Linked DNA regions of Homo sapiens: regions 2 and 3 are each linked to region 1. A link is an interaction called in ENCODE POLR2A ChIA-PET data of the cell type or tissue named here. Cell type or tissue: endothelial cell of umbilical vein. All regions are shown on one strand. Each heading gives the region's core, and the rest is flanking DNA. Links, peaks and the distances in the headings are about the cores only.

The links. Peaks named below come from ENCODE experiments on the same cell type or tissue, not always from the same donor. Only the 100,000 strongest peaks of a DNase experiment are listed, where the experiment ranks them.
Region 2: POLR2A ChIA-PET joins it to region 1 with 6 read pairs; 4 of 35 experiments call an interaction of 5 or more read pairs at or near these places.
Region 3: POLR2A ChIA-PET joins it to region 1 with 8 read pairs; 3 of 35 experiments call an interaction of 5 or more read pairs at or near these places.

The regions. Positions count from the first base shown.
Region 1 is chr15:89,750,168-89,757,673 of GRCh38, forward strand. It overlaps MESP1 (mesoderm posterior bHLH transcription factor 1), which reads right to left and starts at 1,082. Exons shown (of 2, transcript NM_018670.4): 1 at 342-1,082; 2 at 1-60. The coding sequence starts at 1,064. It also overlaps the pseudogene MRPL15P1. RefSeq lists silencers at 353-642, 703-1,132. In endothelial cell of umbilical vein, for the core only: a CTCF peak has its summit at 677; a DNase peak (open chromatin) is centred at 724; H3K4me3 peaks cover 1,337 bases.
Region 2 is chr15:89,914,409-89,924,754 of GRCh38, forward strand. No RefSeq gene overlaps it. Among named protein-coding and RNA genes, the nearest start is that of ARPIN-AP3S2, 6.6 kb to the left of the region's middle. In endothelial cell of umbilical vein, for the core only: no CTCF peak of the experiment used is centred there; no DNase peak of the experiment used is centred there; H3K27me3 peaks cover 159 bases.
Region 3 is chr15:89,607,455-89,617,964 of GRCh38, forward strand. TICRR (TOPBP1 interacting checkpoint and replication regulator) reads left to right here. Exons shown (of 22, transcript NM_152259.4): 15 at 1,349-1,495; 16 at 8,951-9,041. It also overlaps a transcript of KIF7 not described here. Among named protein-coding and RNA genes, the nearest start is that of TICRR, 37 kb to the left of the region's middle. In endothelial cell of umbilical vein, for the core only: no CTCF peak of the experiment used is centred there; no DNase peak of the experiment used is centred there.

The DNA of each region.
Region 1 (7,506 bases), core at 1-5,000:
CTCCAGAGGCGAGAGGGGCATCCAGGTCTCCAACAGAGCCAGCACGTCGCCCGGAAGGAGCTGTAGGGAGAGACGGAACAGCGCAGCCCTCAAGCACTGGTGGCCTTGTGCGGGTGTCCGCGCTCGTGGGCTCCACTCTCAGGGGGCCCCTAGCGAGGGGAGACCCAGTCCTCTGCGTGGCCTTTCCCTGCCTTCGCTTCTTGGAGCCCTGGGCATACTATGGTGGCCAGGTGGCCAGGCTGCCGGCGGGGAGCAGCAGGGTGCCTGGTCCTCACCTTGGCGGGCGGTGGGGCTGTGCGCGGGGGCACGGACGAAGGGGGCGCGGGGAAGGGGACACTAACCGGGGACGGTGGGCTTGGCTCCATCGCCTGCCCTTCAGGGCACGCCGCCTCGGCGAACAGCGCAGGCGGGTCGCGCGGCTCGGGTGCAGCTCGGGCTCCGGGGCAGGCAGGCGGGGATCCCCAGGACGCCCCGGCGCGGACGGCGGATACCAGGCCCAGCCCGCGCCCCTGCCCCTGCCCCTCAGCCTGCGTCCGTGTCTGCATCTGCGCGGGGCAGTCGTCGGGGCACAGCGGGCAGCCCCGAGGGGACCCCGCGTCACCGCGCTGCCGGCACCGGCGCTGGAGACTCTCCTCGCTGAGGCCTAGCACGGCCGACAGGTGGCCGATATAGCGGATAGCCAGGCGCAGCGTCTCGATCTTGGTCAGGCTCTGGCCCGCGGGCGCCACGGACGGCGGTAGAAAGCGGCGCAGCTCGTGCAGGGCGCGGGCCAGCGTGCGCATGCGCAGTTTCTCCCGCTCACTGGCGCTCTGCCTCTGCCCGCTGCCCAGGCGGCTGCTGCGCGCGCCGCGCCTACCTACGGAGGGGGCGCGGGGGTCCCGGAGGGTGCCTGGCCGCGCGGGGCTCGCCACGGGGCTGTCGGCTGGGGTGCTGCCCCATGAGTCTGGGGACGAGACGAGGGAGCGGCCGCAGTCCTTGTCGGAGGGCGGCGGCCGCCGAGTTGGGCCCCAGGCCGCAGAGAGCATCCAGGACTCGGAGAGCGGCGGGCACAGGGGCTGGGCCATGGCAGCGGCGGCGCGTCTGGGGGCCGGCGGCCGGCGGCCGCTTTATGCCGAGCCCGAGGTGTGAAGTGGCCCCTTCCAGGCCGCATCAGCACATCAAAGTGGGCTCGGGGCTTGGAGGGGGCGGAGCCTGACCCTTTGAATCCACGGCGGGGGGCCAAGGTGCCAGCCCCTTGACTGCGCCTGTTTCGCCCCACCTGGGCCCTCGCTTGGGCGCCCGACCCAGCCTCTCGGCCTTCCCGCCTGCGCCCAGTGTTGGGTGAAGCCCGGGGCGTTGGGCCAGCCCTGCAGGTTAAAGGAAGCGGGGTCAGAAAAACGAAATCTAGATCCTAGGTTTGGGGCCTGCCTTCACCTGTTGGGGACCTTATGCAAATTCTTAGTTCTTTTGCACCTTAGCTTCCAATTTGTATAATGAGAGCCTCAGGGCATGCGCCAATTGGACAGTGGAGTAGAGTAAGGACCAGGAGCAGGGACCCTCATTCCCTCTAAAGGTGGAGAAAACAGTAAACCACTTCTCCTTTGAGGCAGGATGGCCCTGGGTAGACCCTTCCCTGGTAAGAACATGTGGACAGTGCAAGGAAGCTTGCACCCCGGCAAATTCAATAAGCTGCCGAGTCTGGTCAGGATGCTGGACCTTCTGAGCAGAGGGAGGGGGTTAAGCCTGCTCCAACCCCAGGCCACCTCTAGCCTGGCAAGGTCTGGAGCTTGGCCTGTTGCCACAGCTGTCACCACTGGCCTTTACCTGATGTTCTGCCGCTATTGGACAGGTATAACAGGTTTTCCCAATGAAATGTGAGTGGAAATGACGCAGCAAAGGCATTTGACAAAATCCAACACCCTTCGTGATGAAAATTCTCAGCAAACTAAGAATAGAGAGGAATTTCATCAACCTGATGAAAGGCTCCTACAAAGAACCTACAGGTAGCCTCATACTGAGTAGTGAAAGACTGAAATCTTCCCCCCACCCCCCGATTGCAGGAACAAAGCGAGGGTGTCTCTCTTACCACTCCTATTCAACATTGTACCAGATGGAGGATCTAGGCTATGCAATTAGGAAACAAAAGACATACAGGTCAGAAAGGAAGAAATAAAACTCTTTTCGCAGGTTATGGCAGCTCTGGGCCCTGCTGCGCATGAGCCTGACCAATTTAAAGCGGAATCCTGGCTCCAGGAAACCCATGAGACGACCAAAAGGTCGGAGAAGAGGTAGAAAATGCGGCAGAGGCCATAAAAGAGAAAGGCAGAGAGGAAACTGGCTCTGCTGGGCTTTGGGGATGGCCAGACTCTATTTTACATCGGAATCCCAAAATACAGATTTAATGAAGGACTTAGCTTCAGACACCAGTATCAACCTTTAAGTATCAATAGACTGTAATATGTTACTGATTTGGGTCGTGTTGATCCTACTCAACCTATTGACTTAACCCAGCTTGTCAATGGAAGAGGTGTGACCATTCAGCCACTTAAAGAGGATTATGGTGTTCAGCTGGTCGAAAAGGCCGCAGACACCTTTCAGGTGAAAGTTAATATTGGGCCGGGCGCGGTGGCTCACACCTGTAATCCCAGCACTTTGGCAGGCCAAGGGGGGTGGATCATGAGGTCAGGAGATTGAGACCACCCTGGCCACCGTGGTGAAACCCCGTCTTATTAAAAATGCAAAAATTAGCCAGGCATGGTGGCACGTGCCTGTAGTCCCAGCTACTTGGGAGGCTGAGGTAGGAGAATCACTTGAACCCGGGAGGTGGAGGTTGCAGTGAGCTGAGATCATGCCACTGCACTCCAGTCTGATGACAGAGTGAGACCCCCTGTCCAAAAAAAAAAAAAAAAAAAAAAAAGTTAATATTGAAGTACAGTTGGCTTCAGAACTAGCTATTGCTGCAATTGAAAAAAATGGTGGTGGTGTCACTACAGCCTTACAGGATCCAAGAAGTCTGGAAATTCTATCCAAACCTGTTCCATTCTTTTTGGAGACAACCCATTCCAAAAAGAATGCTTCCTTCTGAAGCACTGGTACCATATTCCACCAATGCAAAGAATCGTGGGAACCTGGCAGATCCTGCCAAATTTCCTGAAGCACAACTTGAGCTTGCCAGGAAGGACAGTTCTAATTTACTGGATATCACGAAAGAAGAACTCTTCAAATGTTCAGTACTCAGAAGGATCCAAGGCAGATTTTCTTTGAGTTTGCTCCAGGATGGGTGCTGAATATAGTAGATAAGAAAATCCTAACATCTACAGATGAAAATCTCCTCAAGTACTAGAGCTCATGAATTCCCATCCAAGAAAGCAGAGTTGTTAAAGAATATTAGAAAAGGGCCAGGCACAATGGCTAACACCTGTAATCTCAGCACTTTGGGAGGCCGAAGAGGGTGGATCGTGAGATCAGGAGTTTGAGACCAGCCTGGCCAACATGGCGAAACCCCGTCTCTACTAAAAATACAAAAATTAGCCAGGCATGGTGGCAGACGCCGGCAATCCCAGCTACTCGGGAGGCTGAGGCAGGATAATCGCTTGAACCCGGGAGGCGGAAGTTATGGTAAGCCAAGATCGCTCCATTGCACTGCAGCCTGGATGAAATTTCACCTGGCCCCTCAGGAGTTTGAGTTTGCACCCTGGTCTTAATAGGTACTTCGTGCATGGCTATCTGCTCTCCAGCCAGACTGTGAAGTACCTGGTGTCTGGGTGTCTGGCATCATATCTTTACCTGTTTTCAAGCGGAATGGTTTCTTTCAGTGCCAGATGTCTGATTTTTTTTTTTTTTTTTTTTTTTGAGACAGGGTCTGGCTCTGTCGCTCAGGCTGGAGTGCTGTGGCGCAATCTTGGGTCACTGCAACCTCCGCCTCCTGGCCACATTGAAAGACAAAGAATTTTCTTGAATCACATATAAAATACAGTAATGAGGCTGGGCACCATGGGATCAAGCCAGTAATCCTAGCACTTTGGGAGGGCGAGGCAGGGGGATCACTTGAGGTCAGGAGTTCGAAACCAGCCTGGCCAACATGATGAAACCCTGTCTCTACTAAAAATACAAACAATTAACCTGGTGTGGTGGCGCATGCCTGTAGTCCCAGCTCTCGGGAGGCTGAGGCAGGAGAATCGCTTGAACCTGGGAAGTAAAGGTTGCAGGGAGCTGAGATTGTGCCATTGCACTCCAGCCTGGTGACAGAGCAAGATTCTGTCTAAAAAAAGAAAAAAAAAATACACTAATGATAGCTACTGCACTAACAAAATTGCAAAAAAAAAAAAAAAAACTCATAATGTTTTAAGGAGTTTACGGAATGTTTAAGAAGTTTATTTGTGTTGGGCCACATTCAAAGCCATCCTGGGCCGTGGGTTGGACAAGCTTGGTGTACACCAAACCACTCATCGTCCCCTCCCTCCTCCACCCCCTTTCCTCCCTACCCCTCCACTCACCCCTCGCCCATCTTCTCTGCTTAACTGGCCTGGTTCTCAGCAATACCAGCTTTCTTCATGGTATGAAATTGCAGGGATTCCCACTTCACCTTCTCCTTCCAAGCCGTCACCAGATGACATCCCTTCTTTCTGTATTTTCTTCAGGTCCACCTCTTTCTTTGCTTTTCTTTCCATTACCCGAATCCAGTCTTTCTCCCAACTTCCTTCACCCAGTCTAATCTTCTGTAGGAAACATTTCTTCCATCTTCCCTTCAATCTACATTCTTTCCTCTGGCCTCCAAGATCTCTGGAATGTGGATCCTCTCAGCCCTCAGGCTGTCTCTGCTCTGGGACACAGACCCCTTGGCACATGAGACTTGTCTTCCTCTGTTTTCTACACACACACACACACACACACACACACGCACACACCAAGTCCCACCTCTCTGCCGTTGTCCATGCCACTGCCCCACCCTGTAGTGCCCTCATTCCTACTTAGCAAGCTTTCTAAACATCAAAACCTAGCTCAACATTTTTATTTTTATTTGTTTGTTTATTTATTTTGAGATGGAGTCTCGCTTTGTCACCCAGGCTGGAATGCAGTGGCACCATCTCGACTCACTGCATCCTCCACCTCCTGGGTTCAAGCGATTCTCCTGCCTCAGCCTTTCAAGTAGCTGGGACTACAGGTGTGTGCCAGCACGCCCAGCTAATTTTTGTGTTTTTAGTAAAGACGGAGTTTCTCCATGTGGAACTCCTGACTTCAAGAGAGCCTCCCAAAGTGCTGGGATTACAGGCATGAACCACTGTGCCCAGTCCCAGCCCAATTTTTACCTTTGATGAAGCTTTCTCTGAACTTTAGTATGGTAGTTTTCCAAACTATTTGTCTTCTTGTTCATGCTCTTATGTTTTAAATCCTAATTGTTTCTAGTAGATTGTAAACTCCTTTGGAATAATGTCAGTATGTAATACTTTGTTACTTATCCAAGCAGTACAGGACACTCAGAGTTGATTAGCTGATGTGGAATAGATATGTGTCCCAATTTGTGTTTGATTGTTTTCTTTCTTTTTTTGAGAGAGAGTCTTGCCCTATTGCCCAGGCTAGAGCACAGTGGCATGATCTGGGATCACTGCAGCTTCTGCCTCTCAGGCTCAAACGATCCTCCCACCTCAGCCTCCTGAATAGCTGGGACCACAGGCGCATGCCACCATGCCTGACTAATCTTGGTATTTTTTTGTAGATATGGGGTTTCATCATGTTGGCCAGGCTGGCCTTGAACTCCTGACCTCAAGTGATCTGCCCGCCTCAGCTTCCCAAAGTGCTGGGATTCCAGTTTTGCTGGTCTGATGTTTTGCATTCCCCCATAGCTTCCAGCCCAGTGAGCCTGATGGGTGAGCTGGTTTGTAGCGATGATGGCCCCATGGCATGGTACCTTCTCCCTGGGCATGTCTCCCACCCCTCCTTCCTGGGATCTCTTCTGTCTCCTGCTGTTCTTGGCCTCCTCTGACACCTTCTGTTCCTCCTCCTCTGCAGTCTGTCCCAGCAGCCCCAGAATGCCTATGCCCAGGATCACATCCAGGAGAAGCAGTGCCAGCCAACCCCTAGAGTGGGGAGAAGGGGAGAAGCCCCCTCCCTGTGCATATGCCCTAGGATCCATCTACACCCAAGGACAGCCTGGCCCAAGAGGCACTTCCTCAGCCTGCAGCTGTCAGCAGAGCCCACTCCTGGACTGCAGCAGATGGATGCCTTCCTGGGCTCCAGAGCCAACTCAGGAAACTGGCATGGGGGCCCAGTGACTGGGCCTCTTTGATGCCACTAGGCCCCAAGGGAACATGCGGTTGGGAATTGGTAAAGTGTTCTGTGTGCCGGGGTGGGAGTGGGTGCAGAGAAAAGGCCAGAAGGCGGCCGGGCATGGTGGCTCACGCCTGTAATCCCAGCACTTTGGGAGACCGAGGCAGGTGGATCACCTGAGGTCAGGAGTTCGAGAGCAGCCTGGCCAAAATGGTGAAACCCCATCTCCACTAAAAATACAAAAAAATTAGCTGGGCATGGTGGCAGGCACCTGTAATCCCAGTTACTTGAGAGGCTGAGGCAGGAGAATCACTTGAACCCAGGAGGTGGAGGTTGTGGTGAGCTGAGATCTCACCATTGCACTCCAGCCTGAGCAACAAGAGCAAGACTCCGTCTCAAAAAAAAAAAAAGAAAGAAAGAAAGAAAGAAAAAGAAAAAAAGAAGAGAGAAAAGAAAAGAAAGAAAAGAAAAGGCCAGAAAGCAGAAAGGCTGGACCTCAGGAGGCTCCAGGTGCCCTGTGGTCCAGGGACTGCTAAGCCTCTCAATGCCAAGAAAGCCCTGATTCTCGCATGATTGTGACTTCATTTCGTAGCTTTACTTGAGTAAACTCAGAATGACCACAAACTCGTGTTTTATCTTCGTATCTTTATTTGCAAGTAGAGCATTTGCTTTACACATAGTTACAAAGTCAACACGTGCAGAAGGTAGAGCAAACCTGTTTACCATCCTGCTCTGGGGCTCCCAATTGCCTGTGCCAGAAGAAACCGCCATTACTGGGTTGTCAACAATGCTTTGAAATGAATTTGGTTTTGGGTTTTTTTGTTTGTTTGTTTATTTTCTTTTTCTTTTTCAGGGTCTTGCTCTGTCACGCAGGCTGGAGTGCAGTAGCGCAATCTTGGCTCACTGCTGCCTCGATCCCCTGGGCTCAGGCAATCCTCCCACTTCATACTCCTCAGTAGCTGGAACCACAGGCACCGTGCATCACCACACCCAGCTAATTAAAAAATATTATTTTGGACCGGGCGCAGTGGCTCACACCTGTAATCCCAGCACTTTGGGAGGCCAAGGTGGGTGGATCAGGAGGTCAGGAGATTGAGAGCATCCTGGATAACACAGTGAAACCCCGTCTCTACTAAAAATACAAAAAAATTAGCCAGGCATGGTGGCGGGTGCCTGTAGTCCCAGCTACTTGGGAGGCTGAGGCAGGAGAATTGCTTGAACCCAGGAGGCGGAGGTTGCAGTGAGCCGAGATGGTGCCAC
Region 2 (10,346 bases), core at 2,067-7,066, 170 kb after region 1:
ACCTGTAGTCCCAGCTACTCAGGAGGCTGAAGTGGGAGGATCACTTGAGCCCAGGAGTTTGAGTCCAGCCTAGGCAACATAGCGAAACCCTGTCTATTAAAAAAAATTAATGAAATTAAATTTAAATTTTAAAAGAATAAAAACATTTTGTGGACCGCTAAAAGTATGATGGGCCTAATGGATGAGTCAGCCCCACTCCTAGCTGGCCTACCTGGCTGCCCGGTGTATGTCTGAGAAGGAAAAACATAGAAAAGCCCTACTGGAAAGCCCCTCTGGGTAGAACTGTCCTTTGGCCCTCTCTGCTCAAAACCCTCCAGCTGCTCACAGCCACCTGGCTGGCATGTCCTCCTCCTCTTTCCCTTTTCTGTGTCACGTTCCCCCTCACTGTGGCTCCAACTGCACAGCCATCCATGGTAGCCACTAGCCACATGTGGCTACTTAAATTTCGATTCTAACTGATTAAACCTAAATTAAATGTAAAACTCAATTCCTCACTTTCACTAGCCACATTTTTAAGTGCTCAATAGCAACGTGTGTTTAGCGACTACAAGACACAGAACATTTCTTTGTTGCAGAAAGTTGTATTGGACAGGGCTGCTCTAAATCCTCTCAGGAAGAGTCATCTGCTTATTAGGCTCTGCAACTTCACCCCATCGGCACAATCTGCAGGCCAGGCACCAGCAAGACAGAGGAACCCAAAAGAAGAAAAGGAAAATTTTTGGAAAGGTTTTGACATTTATTTCCTAAAAAGCATCAATCATCACGGGAAAAAACCCCAGAATTTTGTTGGACTTTCTTCCATGTATTTTGCAGTTTAATAATGTCTCTATATTAAATTATAAACCACAAGGTACCATGGAGACAGTATCAAGTTATCTTCGATTAACACCATTCAACATTTGATTCCTACACTAATTCCTCTTGCTTTGTGTTCCTCCTCATCATCAAACTTTCCAAAATGTCCAGTTTTTTGTTGTTTGTTTTCTTGAGGCAGAGTCTCACTCTGTCACCCAGGCTAGAGTGCAGTGGTGCAATCTTGGTTCACTGCAACCTCTGCAATTCTCCCACCTCAGCCTCCCAAGTAGCTGGGATTGCAAGCGTGCACCACCACGTGCAGCTAATTTTTTTTTTTTTTTTTTTTTTTTGAGATGGAGTCTTGCTCTGTCACCAGGCTGGAATGCAATGGCGCAATCTTGGCTCACTGCAACCTCTGCCTCCTGGGTTCAAGCGATTCTTGTGCCTCAGCCTCTCGAGTAGCTGGGATCACAGGCATGTGCCACCATGCCCCGCTAATTTTTGTATTTTTAGTAGAGACGAGGTTTCACCATGTTGGCCAGGATGGTCTCGATCTCCTGACCTCAGGTGATCCGCCTGCCTCAGGCTCCCAAAGTGCTGGGATTATAGGCATGAGCCAGGGTGCCCGGCCCTCTTTTTTTTTTTAATTGTTAGCAGAAGCAAATTTACAGCTACAGACACCAAAACTTTGGGCCTCTCAGTTCCATGAGCCCCTATTGAGGCCAGTGTTGGAAGGTTCTCATAATGTGTTCACATGGGCATCCGCTTTTGTAAAATTTTCATAGTTAAGGCAATTTTGCTTCAAGCAGAGACTACTTTTTTGCTCAGAATTCTCTTTTGCCTCATGTCAAGTGATGGTGGTGTAAAATATGAATGAGGGGAAACTGACATGGAATACATTTAGTTTGGGTTTAGTGGAATACATTTATGTGGTCTGTACTCTTCTCCACCTATAATTAAATTATAGCCAGCCATCCTGGTGTAGAAATATCCTACCTCCCTCTGTGCCAACTCATCTGGCACAGAGCACAAAGTGGGTGACATGAAGGAGCAGGGCCAGAGGTCACATCTCAGTAGAAATGTGCCCTACAGTGCCTGGCACTGAGATTTTGTGGGTGCTGGAGAAGGAACAAAGTGTGAATCATAATGTGCCAGAAGCTGGTGTGTAGTAGAAAATTCTTTGGGCCGGGCGCAGTGGCTCACGCCTGTAATCCCAGCACTTTTGGGAGGTTGAGGTGGGCGGATCACTTGAGGTTGGGAGTTCGAGACCAGCCTGCCCAACATGGTGAAACCCTGTCTTTACTAAAAATACAAAAATTAGCCAGATGTCATGGTGCACGCCTGTAATCCCAGCTACTCAGGAGGCTGAGGCATGAGAATCGCTTGAACCTGGGGAGACAGAGGTTGCAGTAAGCTGAGATCGCACCCTGCATTCCAGCCTGGGGCACAGAGCGAGTCTCTGTCTCGAAAAAAGAAAAAAAGAAAAGAAAATTCTTCCAGTTATCAGACAGATGAAATTATAAGCAGAAGATTCTCCTTAACTGTAGTCAAAATCAAAGTTCTCTCAGGAATGTCTTCCCTAAAACTGCGCATGTAATTATACACATACCAACCATTTTTCTCCCTGTCTTTTGATGGGCATCAGGCAAAATCAAATTTATCAGGATTCCTGTGTAGGACACAAATGTCTAGCAGTAAAACAAACAGAAAGTGCATTTGTGTGTGGAGTCTTAGACTGTATGCATCAGATCGCATCTTAGCATATCTGACACATCTTGTCCTGACAAAGTCTGGTGGTTCCAGAAGAAATAGCATGCCAAATTGCCACCAAGGCAGTGAAAAAAAAGCCTGAAGAAATTACATACACACCACAGAGCGAAAGAAAAACAAAGAAATCGCTGAAGAGAGAAAGCATAACATGATGCCAGAATGAAGTCCAAACCTATCCATCACATCACATCAATAAATGCAAATGGAGTAAGCCTAGTTTGGAAAGAAAATCTATGATATGCCTTTAGATCAGACATCTATTTCTTTTCTTTTCTTTTTTTTCTGAGACAGAGTATTGCTCTGTATCCCAGGCTGGAGTGCAGTGGTGTGATCTCAGCTCACTGCAACCTCCACCTCCCAGGTTCAAGCAATTCTCCTGCCTCAGCCTCCCAATAGCTAGGTTCAAGCAATTCTGCCTCAGCCTCCCAAGCAGCTAGGATTACAGGCGTGCATCACCACACCCAGCTAATTTTTGTATTTTTAGTAGGGACAGGGTTTCACCATGTTGGCCAGGCTGGTCTCAATCTCCTGACCTCAGGTGATCCACCCGCCTCAGCCTCTCAAAGTGCTGGGATTACAGGAATGAGCCACCATGCCTGGCCTAGATCAAACATCTCTTAATGCCATTCAGAGCCTCTTGGCCTCACATTCTTCCCAGGCCTTTGACCTATTCTGTCTTCACCTCTCTGTAGTGATCAATTCTGCCTAGGGCTCCACTGATTTCACATGGAAACAATCCCTCATGACAGCAATATGAGCATTGTTACTAGTGGTAAGTGGTTCATGATAACCCTTGGCACGAAGTGGCAACAAAATTATTAAGGTTCTCACCTGTAGTTCATTGGGGGTGAGCTGTAGGTGGAGAGTGAAATTGGGCAGGTAAACGGGGCATCTGTGGCATTTGACTGGTATGGAGCAATGATCATTACAAGAAATGTTGAGTAGGCTAGCTTTTATTTGGCCAGGTGTGGTGACTCATGCCTATAATCCAGTGCTTTGGGAGGTCAAGGAGGTAGGATCACTTGAGGCCAGGAATTCAAGACCAACCCACGCACCACAGTAAGACCCTGTCTCTACAAAATTTATTTATTTATTTATTTAGCCAAGCAACAAAAACCTTTATTAACATTTTGAACACTTTTAGCTATTATTGAAACTGGTAATTTTACAAAAAAGTTTTTTTTAATTAGCTGGGTATGGTGAAATATCCCTGTAGTTCTAGCTACTCAGAAGGCTGAGGTGGGTTTCGAGACCATTCTAGCCCAGGAGTTTGAGGCTGCAGTAAGCTGTGATTGCACCATGGCACTCCAGTCTGGGCAACAGAGTGAGACTCTGCATCAAAAAAATAAAGAAAAGAAATGTAGGGTAGACCAGCTTTTATTAACAGCATTGAAACCTTACAAAAAAGAAAATGATAGTCTCAGGATAGCTAACAGCCAACTTTAGATATGTACAAGCCATGGGGAGGCCGGGTGTGGGGACAGGATACAATCATTTTAGAAAACTTTTTTTTTTTTTTTTTGCGGGAGACCAGAGCCTTATTATTTATTACTCAAATCAGTTTCTAGAAAACTGTTTTGGTATCTGTGAAAACCGAACATAGGCAAACCTTATGAGCCAGCTATTCCACTCCCAGGTATACAACCAATAGAAACATTTACATATGTACACCAAGAGATATAGACAAGGCCAGGTGCAGTGGCTCACACCTGTAATCCCAACACACAAGGTGTGAGAATCCTTTGAGCTCAGAAGTTTGAGACCAGTCTGGGGAACATAGTGAAATCTAGTCTCTACTAAAAATAAAAGAAATTGGCTGGGCCTGGTAGATTATCCCTGTAGTCCCACCTACTTAGGAGGCTGGGACAGGAGGACCCCGAGCCAGTGAAATGGAGGCTGCAGTGAGCTCTGGTTGCATCACTACACTCCCGTCTGGGTGACAGAGCAAGACCAAATCTCAAAAAAAAGGAGGAGGATCACTTGAGTTCAGGAGTTCGAGACCATCCTGGCCAACATGGTAAAACCCTGTCTCTACCAAAAATATAAAAAATTAGCCGGGCATGGTGGCACACGCCTGTAAACCCACAGCTACTCAGTAGGCTGAGGCAGGAGAATTACTTGAACCTGGGAGGTGGAGGTTGCAATGAGCCGAGATTGTGCCATTGCACTCCAGCCTGGGCAGACAGAGCGAGACTCCACCTCAAAAAAAAGATATATACAAGAAAATTTATAGAGGCTGGGTGCAGTGGCTCACACCTGTAATCCCAGCACTTTGGGAGGCTGAGACAGGAGGATCACGAGGTCAAGAGATGGAGACCATCCTGGCCAACATGGCGAAATCCCATCTCTACTAAAAATACAAAAATTAGCTGGGCATGGTGGCGCTTGCTTGTAGTCCCAGCTACTCAAGAGGCTGAGGCAGGAGAATTGCTTGAACCTGGGAGGCAGAGGTTGCAGTGAGCCGAGATTGCACCACTGCACTCCAGCCTGGCGACAGAGCGAGTCTCTGTCTCAAAAAAAAAAAAAAAGAAAGAAAGAAAGAAAATTTATAGCAACACTCTTCATAATAGTTCAAAACTGGAAACAATTCAAATGTCTAGAGAAGGTAGAATTTATAAATAAATTGGCATGTAGTCCTACGATGGAATATGATACAGCCATAAAAATGAATGACTGATTGCAACTCACAACATGAGGACTGTCATAAATAGAATGTTGTAGTAAAGAAGATAGTCACTAAAGAATTCATAGAGCTGTAGATTATATCGTTTCATTTATGCAATGTTAAAAAGTTAGGTAAGACTAAACTATATTGTTTGGAAATAAAAGCTTGGGTGGTTATATTCTAAAAGAAAAGCAAGGAAGTTATCTTTGTGGAAGGGGAAGTAGTGATTAAGAGAGCCCAGAGGAGCCAGGCATGGTGTTGATCATGCCTGTAATCCCAGCACTTTGGGAGGCTGATGCAGGAGGCTTGCTTGAGCCCAGGTGTTCAAGACTAGCCTGGGCAACATAGCAAGACTTCATATCTACTAAAATTAAAAAACCTGTGGTTCCCAGCTATTTCGGGGACTGAGGTGGAGGATCAGTTGAGCCTGGGATATAGAGGCTGCAGTGAGCCCTGATTATCCCACTGCACCTTAGCCTGGATGAGAGAGTAAGACTTTGTCTCAAAAAAAAATAGCCATGGGGAGCTTTGTGGCAGTTTTTAAGGAGACTCATTTCCTGAAGCTTCAGGGACAACTGCTAAAAATCGGGCTCAGTATCTGATGACGACAGAGCTGTCAAAGAAGCCTGAGTGTGCAGCCTTGATAGGTCTCCTGTCAAATCACGGCTCCTCTAGGAAAAAAGTGAGGCCCTGGGCTGGGGACCTGGGGTGGATGAGCCTGAAAACCCTGAAAAGCCTGAACTGGAAAACTTGAATATGAAACTTGCACACAACAATTAGGTGGAGATGCCAGAACTTCCTTGACAGTATTGAAGAAGAGGTTATGAGACTCAGGGAGAGAGCAATGTTAAAATGGATTTATTGTCTAGGACCTGAGGACCCACCATCTAACTATACCCAGGCAGCCCAGAGGCAACAAGGGAAGTCAGGTATCTTTGAGATGCCCTGTGGGGTTGATAGAATAGATACTACCATGGAACTAGACTCCCAAGTAAAAGGAGATGATGGGATTTGGGAATGGCAGGGGCCTAGTGGCCACACTTACCTGCCAGGCAAGGTAGATGTAATTGTCAGAAGGAGCAGCCAGGCTAGAGTAGGCAATTAGGATGCCTGGACAAGCTTTATGGTACCAGGGTCAAGATAGGTGGACTGCCTCTGAGCATGATGTTCAATTTGTATTAAAAAACAAACACAGGCTGGGCACGGTGGCTCATGCCTGTAATCACAGCACTTTGGGAGGCCGAGGCGGGCAGATCATCTGAGGTCATGTGTTTGAGACAGCCTGGCCAATGTGACGAAACCCCGTCTCTACTAAAAATATAAAAATTACCCCAGTGTGGTGGCGCACGCCTGTAGTCCCAGCTACTCGGGAGGCTGAGGCACAAGAATCACTTGAACCCAAGAGGCGGAGGTTGCGGTGAGCTGAGATCATGCCACTGTGCTCCAGCCTGGGCAATAAAGTGAGACTCGGTCTCAATAAAAATAAAAACAAAAACTAGACCTGATGGGTAAAAGACTGATGCTCACTACAATAGAAAATTACACTCCCTCATCCATTTCCAGGCCTGAGTCAGTTTTCAGACACAGAGTCCATTGATTGAAGGAGAGGCTGTGCCCCCTCGAGGAACACCATCACATGTATATATGTAAATAGTCCTCGCTGGGCGTGGTGGCTCACGTCTGTAATCCCAGCACTTTGGGAGGCTGAGGCGGGTGGAATACCTGAGCTCAGGAGTTCGAGACCAGCTTGGGCAACACAGTGAAACCCAGTCTCTACTAAAATACAAAAAATTAGCTGGGTGTGGCGGCATGCACCTGTAGTCCCAGCTACTTGGGAGGCTGAGGCAGGAGAATTGCTTGAACCCGGGAGGCAGAAGTTGCAGTGAGCCGAGATTGCACCATTGCACTCCAGCCTGGATGCTGGATGACAGAGGCTCCGTCTCCAAAAAAAAAAAAAAAAAAAAAAATAGTTCTCTAGACTTGCCCCTAGAGGGATCATGGTCATTTAATCAAATAACTGCACAAGGGAAAAGAGACTACCCAGAATTTTATTTATATTATTAATTTTTTAAATAGAGACAAGGTCTTACTATGTTGTTCAGGCTGGTCTTGAACTCCTCAGCTCAGCAATCCTCTTGCCTCAGCCTCCCATAATGTTCTGAAATTACAGGCATGAGCCACCAGCCCGATGCTTTTTTTCAAAAAAAAATTTTTTTTTTTTTTTTTGGAGACAAGGTCTCACTCTGTCGCCCAGGCTGCAGTGCGGTGGCATAATCATAGCTCACTGAAGCATCAACCTCCTAGGCTCAGGTGATCCCCCCACCTCAGCCTCCCAAGTAGCTGGGACTACAGGTGCATGCCACCACACCCAGCTAATTTTTGTGTATTTTTTGTAGAGATGAGGTTTCACCATGTTGCCTAAGTGGGTCTCAAACTTCTGGACTCAAGTGATCTGACCGGTTGGCCTCCCAAAGTGCTGGAATTACAGGCTGAGACACTGCGCCTGGCCCATAATTTTAAAGGATTGTTAAATATGGGTCTGAGCTGACGCTGATACCAGGAAACCTGAAATGCCATCATGGCATTCTTAATAAAGGAATATGGAAGTTAAGCAGTGAATGGAGTTTTGATCCAATTCTATTTCAGTTGGTCCAAAGTGTATCAGGACAATTGACTCTCAAATAGATAAGTGATACAAATTTAAAAGAACTGTAAAAATACTAAAAAATAAATAAATAAATAAATAAATAAATAACTTTAATAGTTTCATTGTGGATGGCTTTTCCTTTTTTATTTCTTTCCTCATATTTTTATTTTTATTTTTATTTTTTTGAGATGGTGTCTCACTCTCTCACCCAGGCTGGAGTGCAGTGGCGTGATCTCAGCTCACTGCAACCTCTACCTCCCAGGTTCAAGTGATTCTCGTGCCTCAGCCCCGCAAGTAGCTGGGATTACAGACATGTGCCACCATGCCTGGCTAATTTTTGTATTTTTAGTAGAGATGGGGGTTTCACCATGTTGGCCAGGCTGGTCTCAAACTCCTGACCTCAAGTGATCTGCCCGTCTCAGCCTCCCAAAGTGCTGGGATTACACGCATGAGCCACCGTGCCTGACCTTTTTTTTAAAGTGACAGGATCTCACTCTGGAGTAACTCACTGCAGCCTTGAATTCCTGGGCTCAACTCTCAGCCTCCCCAGTAATGGTGGTGTGCACACCACCATTTCCAGGTAATGTTTAAACTTTTTGTAGCACCACTGTGCCAGGCCTGGGATGGCTGTTGTAAACAAAACTTAAAGTTTCAGCTATTAAAAAAAAAAAAAAAAAAGGCCAGCTCGGTGTCTCACACCTGTAATTCCAGCACTTTGAGAAGCCAAGGTGGGAGGATCGCCCTAGCCCAGGAGTTTGAGACAAGTCTGGGCAACATAGTTCGACTCCATCTCTACAAATAATTAATAATTAGCCAGGCGTGGTGACGTGTGCTCATAGTCCCAGCTACTCGGGGGGCTAAGGTGGGAGGATTGCTTGAGCCCTGGAGATTGAAGCTGATTGTGCCACTGTACTCCAGCCTGGGTGACAGAGCAAGACCTTGTTTCAAAAATTAATTAATTTGGTCGGGTGCGGTGGCTCACGTCTGTAATCTCGGCACTTTGGGAGGCTGAAGCAGGTGGATCACTTGAGGTCAGAAGTTCAAGACTAGCCTGGTCAACATGGTGAAACCGTGTCTCTACCAAAAATACAAAAATTAGCCAGGCACGGTGGCACACGCTTGTAATCCCAGCTACTCGGTAGGCTGAGGCAGAAGAATTGCTCGAACCCAGGAAGCGGAGGTTTCAGTGAGCCAAGATTGTGCCACTGCACTCCGGCCTGGGCGACAGAGTGGGACTCTGGCTCAAACAAAATAAAAATAAAAATAAAAATAATTAATTTAATTATTTAAAAAAGAAATATTTGAATGCGAAATGACATGTACGTGAGTATTGTTTGAAATAGCAAAATACTAGAAACAACTTAAATGTCCATCAGTGGGGGACTGGCTAAACAAATAATGAAATATCAATTCAAAGAGAGGCTATGCAACCATAAAAAAGAATGAAGCATGTGCATACATGGCATACTGTACGTATGTGTGTGCATGCACAATATTAAATGATTTCACTTACTGTTAACTGAAAGCAGCAAAGTACAGTACAGTGTACTCAGCAGCCACTTATTTAATTGATATTGGCCTGGCGCAGAGGCTCATGCCTGTAATCCCAGCACTTTGGGAGGCTGAGGCGGGCGGATCATCTGAGGTCAGGAGTTCGAGACCAGCCTGGCCAATATGGTGAAACCCCATACTAAATACACAAAAATTAGCTGGGAGTGGGGAAACGCATCTGTAATCCCAGCTACTCAGGAGGCTGAGGCAGGAGAATTGCTTGAACCTGGGAGGCGCAGGTTGCAGTGAACCGAGATCTCGCCAGTGCAGTCCAACCTGGGCGACAAGAGTGAAACTCCATCTCAAAAAAAAAAAAAAAAAAAAAAGATATTAACGGAGGACTTCCTCTCTACTGAGAACTGTCCTAGGTGATATAGAGGTGAACCGAACAGATCAGATCCAAGCTGTCATGAGGCAGACACCCTGGTAGAGGAGAGGGGTAATGAACAAATAAAGCAACCCAGAAATGAGAGAGGTTCAGGCAGTGGTAGATGCTATGAAGAAAACTCAACAAAGGGATGGGGAAGGGAGAGACTGCGTGCACTGGGGTGGTCAGGAGACAGGTAGCCAGGGAAGACCTCTCTAGAAGGTGCCTTTTGAGTTGAGGCACTGGGACCTGCAAGAACAAAAGCCAGGGGGCAAGAGACAATGTAAAGTGTTGAGGGCGCAAAGAAATAAGGCTGATGGAGCACAGTGACTCTTAGGGAGTCCAGCATAGATGAGATCTGAGTGGTAGGCAGGGCTCAGAATTTGTATTTTATTCTGAAAACATGTTCTCAGTGCATAAAAAACTGTATATATATGTATATAAATGCATTTATTCTTGCATGTATACTTCTTTTTTTTTTTTTTTGAGATGGAGTCTTGCATTCCAGGCTGGAGTGCAGTGGCGTGATCTCGGTTCACTACAACCTCTGC
Region 3 (10,510 bases), core at 5,506-10,505, 140 kb before region 1:
CGTATGTTTAATTTTATTATTATTTGAAACTTGCTATAGAAATTAAGCTTTTCAAAACATTGGGAAAATAGAGAATAACAAACCAAATTTGGCTTTCAGGTCATAAATCAATTTCACCAACAGCCTAAGTTAGGTAACAGGAACTCTTATAATGGAGATAAGGAAACAATTTTTAAAACTTTGGTGTGTGTTATTGATGTCCTTAATAACCTTAATGTGAACCTTTATGTCATTGATGGGTAAACACAAGGGTTGCTCCCAGTTTGTGGATCCTAGATTATTTGGTTTGGGTTTAAATGATTAATCTTTGAAGAATTCACCCTTGGTGAATTTTTGGATCACTTCCACCAGACTATCTTAAGATTAAGGTATTGTCTTGCTGGCTTTGCCACGTACTTCTTGACTTTTCAGCTATTTTTTTCTAACTTTGAGTCTAGATGATGAGAACTTTCATGCTTTGGAGTCAAGAATAAAATTTAAAATGTCCCAGCAGCTTAGTAAAGTAGTCAGAAGAAGAAGAAAGAAATTATAGAATTGAACAATTCTTTGCTCAATGCTGAGCTGAATACACAGCAGCAAAAATGTCCAAAGTGAGAAAAATAATCATAACATGGGATATATTAAAAGGACGATGACCTATGTTAGCCATCCTCTTACTTAAGAATTATGTCCATCTTACATTGAGTAGCTTCTAACTCAATAAGTGGTGGGGGCCTTCCTTGTGTTCCTGAAAAGTTAGATTTAAATTGAATTCGTAATGGAATACTACAAACCACTGTATACCAACAAATTGTATAACCTAGATGAAATGGACAGACTCCTAGAAAGATACAAACTACTAAAAACAGACTCAAGAAGAAATAGAAAATCAGAATAGATCTATAACAAGTAAAAAGTTTGAATTAGTTATCAAAAAACTACTCACAAAGAAATGCCCAGGACTAGAAGTTTTCACTGCTGAATTCTATCTAGCCTTTAAAAAAGAAATTAGCACTAGCATTTATTATGGTCAACTGATATTCAGGGTACCAAGACAATTTGATGGAGAATGAATAGTCTTTTGCACAAATGATGCTGAGACAACTGGATATCCACATGCAAAAGAATGACATTGGACCCCTACCTCATGCAAAATAACATATAAAATTTTTTTTAATTTGCAAAAGTAAATATTTTTAATGCATTATGGGAATATGCTATTTAAGGAAACCTTATTAGCATATGTGACAATAGCAATCTGTAGTTTCCTCAAGGAGCTTCTCTGTTTTGGTTATCTTTTCTCAGATACGGCATTTATTGATGATAATCTTTGGGTTTTTCTTTTTCTTTTAATTTTTGATGCTTTCAGAAGTGACCAAAGTTCGAAGAAATCTTTTCAACCAGGAATTGCTTTCCCCTTCAAAGAGATCACTAAAGCGGGGGTTGCCTAGAAGCCATTCTGTGTCAGCTGTGGATGGTCTAGAGGATAAACTTGACAACTTCAAGAAGAACAAAGGTACCACATTTCAGAATAGCTAGGAAAAAGGAAAGGGAGATTCTGTAAGATTAGTAGTAATGTACCGTCTTTCTTTCCTGATTTAGTAATTTGAGTCTTCTTCCCTCTTTTTTCCTTCAGTCTAGCTAAAGGTTTGTCAATTTTGTTAATCTTTTTTTTTTTTTTTTTTTTTTTTTTTTGAGACAGGTTCTTGCTCTATCACCCAGGTTGGAGTGCAGTGGCGCAATCTCAGCTCACTGCAGCCTCCACCTCCCAGGCTCAAGTGATTCTCCCACCTCAGCCTCCTGAGTAGCTGGGACTACAGATGTACACTACCACACCCAGCTAATTTTTAAAATTTTTTTGTGGAGACATGGTCTTATCATGCTGCCCAGGCTAGTCTCAAACTCCTGAGCTCAAGCGATCTGCCCTCCTCGGCCTCCCACAGTTGCTGGGATTATAGGCATGAGCCACCACACCCAGTCAATTTTGTTAATCTTTTCAAAGAATTTACTTTGGTTTATTGTTTTTTCTCTATTGGTTTTCTTTGTCTTTTTTTTGAGTCAGAGTCTCACTCACTCTGTCTCCTGGGCTGGAGTGCAGTGCCGTGATCTTGGCTCACTGCAACCTCTGCCTCCCAGGTTCAAGCGCTTCTCCTACCTCAGCCTCCCCAGTAGCTGGGATTATAGGTGTGCACCACCACACCCGGCTAATTTTTGTATTTTTAGTAGAGACGGGGTTTCACCATGTTGGCCAGGCTGCTTTCCAACTCCTGACCTCAAGTGATCTGCCCGCCTCAGCCTCCCAAAGTGCTGAGATAGGTGTGAGCTACCGCGTCTGGCCTCTATTGGTTTTCTAATCTCAGTTTCATTTTTTTTTTTTCCCTCTATTGGCTTTGGTTTTTGTTTGCTCTTTTTCTACTTTTTTAAGGTGAAGTTTAAGCTATTGATTTGAGATCTTTTTTAATAAAGCACTGCTTTAGGCATATCCTATAAATTTTGATATGATTTGTTTTTGTTTTCATCATCTCAAAATATTTTCTAATTTCCCTTGTGATTTCTTCTTTGATCCATTGGTTATTTCGGAGCGCATTAATTTCCACATATATGTATTTCCTAAATTCTCTTCTCTGCTTATTCTAGTTTCATTCTATTGTTGTAAAACATACATTGTATGATTTCAGTCTTTTGAAACTTGAGACTTATTTTGTGGCTTAACATTTGGTCTATCCTGGAGAATGTTTAATGTGTGCTTGAGAAGAATGTGAAGCATTCTATAGATGTGTGTTGGGTCTAGTGGATTTATGGTATTATTCAAGTCTTCTGTTTCCTTGTTGAGCTTCTGTTTTATTGTTTATTTATTATTCAAAGTGGCATATTAAAGTCTCCAGCTATTATTGTTGAATTATTTATTTCTCCCTTCAGTTCTGTCAATTTCTGCTTCATGTATTTTGAGACTCTGTACTTAAGTATATATGTCAATAATTATTATGTCTTCTTGATCAATTAAACTTCTTACCAATAGGTAATGTACTTTGTGTTTTGTAATCTTTCTTGGCTTACAGTCTGTTTTGTCTGACAATAATACAGCTCCCCACCCACCAGCTCTTTTGCATAGGATATCTTTCATTGTCCTTTTACTTTCAACCTTAGTGTCTTTGTATCTAAATTAAATATCTTATAGACCTCATAGAGTTGGATCATGTTTTTTTAATCCATTCTTCTTATCTCTGCTTTTCAATTGCAGTGCTTAATCCACTTCTATGAATGTAATTACTAATAAGGAACAACTGTCATTTTCTATGTTTTATGCTTTTTTGTTTCTCAATTCCTGTTTTTTTGTATTTAGCTGATTTTTTGTAGTATACTAGTTTAATTCCATTCTTTCTTTTTCTGTGTATTTTTAAGTTGTTTTCTCAGTGGTTACCTTGGTTAACCCAGCTACTGGTTACCTCAGTTAGCATCTTAAGCTTAAAAGAACCTGGCTTTATGAATAAAGCCAACCTCTTTTCAATAATATACACTCTGCTACTATGTATTTCTGTCTCTTCTTCTTTATATTGTTGTAGACTGCATCTTTATACATTGTGTACCTGTTAATACAGACTTAAATTATATAGGGTTTAAAAAAAAAACAAAATTACCATAATGCTGGCTTTTATATTTATCTGTCTAGTTACCTTTACCGTTGTTTTTTATTTCTTCTCATGGCTTTGAGTTATTGTCTACTACCTTTCATTTTAGCTTTTCTTACAGGGTAAGTCTACTGATTATGAACTCCCTCAGCTTTTATCTATTTGGAAATGTCTTACTTTCTACTTTATTTGTGAAGGACATAGAATTTTTGGTTGACAATTTTTTTTTCCCCCTTCAGGACTTCAAATGTGACATCCACTGCCTTCTGGTCTCCCAAATTTCTGATGAGAAATCAACTATTAATCTTATTAAGCTGCTTCTCTATTGCTGCTTTCCAGATTCTCTCTTTGTCCTTGGGTTTCAACACTTTGACTACAACGTGTCTCAGTGTGAATCTCTTAGAGTTTATTCAGCTTGGAGTTCGTGGAACTTCTTGGATGTATATGTTCATGTCTTTCATCAGATTTTTGGAAGGTTTTAACCATTATTTCTTCAAAAAATTTTCTGCCACTTTTGGTCTCATTTCCTCCTTAGACTCCCATGATATATGTGTTGGTACACTTGATGGTGTCCTACAGGTCCCTCAGACTTTGTTCATTTTTTTTTTAATTATTTTTTCTTTCTGCTCAGGCTGGATAATTTCAATTACCTTATCTTCACGTTCACTGATTCTTCTGCCAGCTCAAATCTGTGGTTGACCCTTCTAGTTAGTTTTTTCATTTCAGCTCCAGAATTTCTACTGGATTCTTTTTTATCATTTCTATTGCTTTATTGATATTCTCATTTTGTTCATATATTATTTTCCTGATTTCCATTAGTTTCTTATATATGGTTTAAGTGAGCTCATTGTGCATATTTAGAGAAGTTGATTTAACATCTTTGACTAGTAATTCCAATGTCTTGGCTTCCTTAGTGACGGTTTTTGCCAAATTTCTCTTTTCTGGTAAATAGGCCATACTTTCTTGTTTCTTTGTATACTTCGTAGTTTTTTGTTGAGGACTAGTTATTAGGGATATTATAATGTGGTAACTGCATGGAGGTCAGATCCTGTCACCCCTCAGGGATTCCTGTTCTTTGCTTATTAAGGATCTCAGCTATTCATTTGTGCCTTTTCTGAACTATTTGTGTAAAGTATGTATACCTTGTTGTGTGTGGTCACTGAAGTTTCTGTCTATTATCTCTGTGGTCAGCCAATGACCTAAGAAGGATTTCCTTAAATGTCTGATTCAAGAAACGAGGAGGGGGAAGGTGTGTCTGTCCCTTAAACTTCTGATAATTGGGAGAAACCCACTGTAGCCTAAGAGAGCTGAAACCAAGGCAGTGTCTGCACTGCTCCTACAGGAATCTGCCTGGTTGACCAAAGCATGCAACCCCCAATTTTTGGAGGACGAGGTCTTCACTGTCTGCCCTAGCACCAGCCAGCTGCTCCTGGAATGTGGGCTGCTATCCCAATAGCTACAGCAGGGATGAGAAAAGGGAAATGGTAGCCAGTTCATGCACATCATTCCCTTCCTAAAGATCATCAGTCTCTCCCATCATCAAGCACTTCCTAGGTTATTACAGGTGTTCAATCAAGTTGCCAGGTTCCAAAATAGTGAATTCTGATCTTTTTTTCTAGTTTACTAGTTATTTGGGTTGAGGGACTGACCCCTAGAGCTTTCTTCTCCATCATGTTGCATAACCTCACTCCCCTTGGAGATTACAATTAAGATATTAACTTATAACAGCCTAGTTCTCATTGATACCAATTTAACTTTGACAGTTTATAAAAACTTTGCTATTGTATAGTTCTACTGACTATCCCTTCTTAGTTCTATATTGTCATGCAAATTACATCTATACATTGTATGCCCATCAACACTGATTTATAATCATTACTTTGTATTTTAAATAACAGGGGGGAACAGTTACAAATAAAAAACACTTTTATAATGTTTTTCTTATATAGTTACCTTTACCAATGCTGTTTAACTCTTTATGTGGACTTGAGTTACCCTAGTGCCCTTTCCTTTCAGCCCACAGGACTCCTTTTAGTATTATTTATAGTGTAGGTCTGCTAATGACAAATTCTGTTTTATTTTGTTTCATTCTGAGAATGTGATGATTTCTCCTCATTTTTGAAGAATACTTTCATTGGGTATAGAATTCCTGGTTGGCAGTCTTTTTTCTCTCAGCACTTTGAATATGTCATCACACTGCCTTTTGTCTTTTGTTTCTGACGAGAAAGCAGCTGCTAATCTCATCAAGGATCTGTACACGATGAATAGCTCTCTGGCTTCTTTCAAGATCTTCTTTTTTTCACTTTTGATAGTTTGATTATGATTTGTCTGGTTTTGGATCTCTTTCACTTTATTCTACTTGTATTGAGTTTCTTAGATGTGTAGTGTCTTTCATCAAATATGGGTCATTTTTAGCCAATATTTATTCAAATGTTCTTTCTGCCTCTTCCTTTCTGTCCTTTCCTTCTGGACTTCCGGTATGTGTGTGTTGTGCTTGATGGTGTCACAAGTATCTGAAGCTCTGTTCATTTTTCTTCATTCTTTTGTCTTTATCTTCCTTAGACTGGATCATCTCAATTAACCTTGTCTTCAAATTTGTTGACTCTTTCTTTGCCACCTCAAATTTACTTTTCATTTTTGTTATACTTTTTAACTCTAGAATTTCTATTCGCTTTTTTTTTTTTTTTTTTTTTTCCGTCTGTTGATATTCTCTGTTTGGCAAGTCATTGGACTCATATTTTAGATCTTTAGGTATGATTTTCTTTAGTTCTTTGAACATATTTAAAACAGCTGATTTAAAGTCTTGTTCTAGCCGGGCGCGGTGGCTCACGCCTGTAATCCCAGCACTTTGGGAGGCCAAGGCGGGTGGATCACGAGGTCAGGAGATCCAGACCATCCTGGCTAACACAGTGAAACCCCGTCTGTACTAAAAATACAAAAAATTAGCCGGGCGTGGTGGCGGGCGCCTGTAGTCCTGGTTACTCCGGAGGCTGAGGCAGGAGAATGGCGTGAACCCAGGAGGCAGAGGTTGCAGTGAGCCGAGATCACGCCACTGCACTCCAGCCTGGGCAACAGAGCGAGACTCTGTCTCAAAAATAAATAAATAAATAAATAAATAAAGTCTTGTTCTAGTAAGTCCAATGTCTGGACTTTCTCAGGGACAGATTCTGTTGGCTGATTTTTTTTCCCCTGTGTATGGGCCATACTTTTTTGTTTTGTTTCTTTGCATGACTCATAATTTTGTTGACAACTGGATTTTTTTTTTTTTTTGAGATGGAGTCTTGCTCTGTCACTCAGGCTGGAGTGCAGTGGTATGATCTTGGCTCACTGTAGCCTCAAACTCCCTGACTTCCTGGCTTAAGCAATCCTCCCACCCACCTCAGCCTCCCAAGTAGCTAGCTGGACTAAAGGCATGCACCACCACTCCTGGCTAATTTTTGTATTTTTTTGTAAAGATGTGGTTTCACCACGTTGGCCAGGCTTGTCTTGAACTTCTGGACTCAAGCAGTCCGCCTGCCTCAGCCTCCCAAAGTGCTGGGATTACAAGCATGAGCCACTGCACCCAGCATGGATATTTTAAACAATATAATGAGGCAGCTGTAACAATCAGATCCACCCCAACCCTGCCAGGATTTGTTATTGTTTTTGTTTAGTCACTTTTCTAAACTATTTGTTTAAATTTTGTATTCTTTATCATGTGTGGCCACTAAAGCCTCTGCTCAGTGGTCTTAGTGGTCAACTAATGATTGGACAGAGATTTCCTTAAATGCCTGGAACCCATAAGTTTCACAGCCCCTACTGAGGGGCTCTGTGTGTTGGGTCATGCCTTCAACACTCAGCCAGGCAGTTTAGAATTCCACTTCACTTTCTGTTTTGCCAGAGCCTCAAGGTTAGCCATAGGTGGCAGCTTACAGGCTTCTCAAGTCTATCCTCGGCACATGCACAGTGCTACACGTGTGTGGACTTTTGGATGCCTAAGAATGTCATCAGAGATTTGCAAAGTCCCCTGTGATGTCTCATTCCCCAATTTTCCCAATTAAACTTTTGGCCAGCTTGTTATTGCACCAAATGTTACCACCACCTCAGGCAGCTGTAACATTTAACAATTGCTGCTGATTGTTTTCAGTAAATGCTGTCAGGGAAAAAGGTGGTTTACACTGTATGAGTTCTGAGTCAGGTCAAAGCAAGACAAGCCTTGATTTGAGTAGGATTCTCCAGGGAACTGCCAGACAGGTTAATGGATGACAGTTATCTGAGAATGGAGTTTTGGAGGAGCTCCAACCCCATTCTGCCCTGTCCAGAGGCTGCTGGGCTGTTGGTTTTCACTGTGATTGTGGGAAATTGATTTTTAAAGCTACCGTAGGGCTAGGGGGAAGGGGCAGGGACTAAGGCAAGTTAAAGCTTCCTGAGATTCAACCATTTTTCTTGAACAAATACTCCCTAGATTGTTGCAAACCTTTAATTAATGTTCAGAGTTCTGGAAAAGATTTTTGACCATTTTTCCCAGTGATCTCTGTTCCTTTATGGAGGAGAGTGTTCAGAGGTCCTTACCTCACCATTCTTACTGGCATCACTCCTCTTTACTAATCATTTTAAGCTCACTTTAAATCAGTCCTCTCATAAGTAGCTTGGCTGCCTACTCTACTAAGAAATTTTATGCCACCTACGTTTATCTTAATAATTAACATTTATGTGGCATATCGGCATTTTCACATATTTCATTTAATCATAAATACTAGAACCACCAACTAGGTGTTAGTCTTAACAAGTGAGCAATTTTCATTTTTTCAGGATTGCTTATTAGATAAAATTTTATATTTATATTGTCTTTTTTTTTTTTGAGATGGAGTCTCCCTCTGTTGCCCAGGCTGGAGTGCAGCGGCATGATTTTGGCACACTGCAACCTCTGCCTCCTGGGTTCAAGTGATTCTCCTGCCTCCGCCTCCCAAGTAGCTGGGCTTACAGGCACGCACCACCTCGCCCAGTTAATTTTTGTATGTTTAGTAGAGATAGGCTTTCACCGTGTTGGCCAGGCTGGTCTTGAACTCCTGACCTCAAGTGATCCGCCCTCATTAGCCTCCCAAAGTTCTGGGATTACAGGCATGAGCCATTGTGCCCAGCCTATATTTACATTGTCTTATGTCATTTTTTAATCTCTAATAGTGCTGACAAACTTCTATCATGTTGAGTCCTGTAACCATAGAACTTAGCCCAAAGACCATTAAGATCCTCTCCAGCTAGGTAATAAGCCATACAGAAGTTCAAACTGCTCCCTTGGCCTTACTGCTGCTTCTTGATGAGGTTAAATGAAATTTATGATTTAAGCTGTGTTTACATTTTAGGTTATCACAAACTGCTGACTAAGAGTGTGGCCGAGACTCCAGTGCATAAGCAGATCTCCAAAAGGCTGCTGCACAGACAAATCAAGGGCAGGTGAGTGACATCCCCATCCGGGCTTCTTCATACACCCACACCACCTCAAAGCGGCCTTGTGGGCCACTACTTCGCTTCTCTTGACCTTCATGACTTAAATCTTAACTATGTTGCTTAAAACCAAAGAGCATTCTATAAGCTCTCCATGGGAGCAGGAGAACCATATAAAATATACACTTGTCTGGCCTCAATTATTTTGAGATTCATCCATGTTGTTGCATGCAATAGTTCATCCTGTTTTATTGCTGAGAAGTATTCCATGGAATAGATACTCCACGGTTTTTAAATCCATTCATCTGTGAACATAGAGAAGGTGGAAGTCTGGGATCCCAACTCAGCCTTTGCTGACAGAGGTGTGGGTGGGGCTGCAGTTTTTTCTGCAGCGATTGGTTGGAGTAGGGCTGTTATTGTCTGAAAGTTTTCTGTCTTGCTTGGCTGACCCTTTCCTAGTTCTTTGGCTTGAGAGCTCTCCTTCCTTGGGGCATCTGTAGTTTGCTCCTGGTATACCTGGGTTGTCAGCTTTTCTGGCACCCAGTCTAGGGGTGTAGGCAGCAAACAGAAAACCCAGGGAGCTAGCTCACTGCCCTCCTCAGGTCCCAAAGTCCCCAGCCAGGCTGCCTTCTTCTCTCTGCCTTTCAGAATTGTCTCCTGCTCATTGTATAGATAATGTCATGGGTTTTTAGCTTGATTTCAAGGGTAATAGAAGCACACCTCCTTCTATTTTGTCAGAAACCCATCTCGACATTATTCGTATATGGATTTTACACACTTGTGAAGTTTATAGGTTAAATTGCGAAAAGTGAAATTGGTGGGTCAGAGGCATATATATTTTTAATTAAATTTTTTATAACATCCTTGACACATTGGCAGAAATTAAGGCTCTTAAACAGAAACTTGAATGTTGCTGCTCATTACTGTGATAGTCTGATAGTTTGGTATAATTTTTTAATATATTAATGGGGTTTATAATTCTGATGTTGTAAAATTGCTTTCCAAAAAATAAAAGCAAAACAAAACCACATTCTAACCATCTCACTCTTTTTCTGAGTAGGAATCTCACTCTGTCACTCAGGCTGGAGTGCAGTGGCACAATCCCAGCTCACTGCAACCTCTGCCTCCCAGGTTCAAGTGATTCTCCTACCTCAGCCTCCAGAGTAGCTGAACTACAGGTGTGTGCCACTGCACCCAGCTATCTTTTTTTTTTTTTTTTTTTTTGAGACAGAGTCTAGCTCTGTCGCCAGGCTGGAGTGCAGTGGCGCGATCCTGGCTCACTGCAACGTCTGCCTCCCGGGTTCAAGCGATTCTCTTGCCTCAGCCTCCCAAGTAGCTGGGACTACAGGCGCATGCCACCACGCCCAGCTAATTTTTGTATTTTTAATAGAGTCGGGGTTTCACCATATTGGCCAGACTGGTCTCGAACTCCTGACCTCAAGTGATCCGCCCGCCTTAGCCTCCTAAGGTGCTGGGAT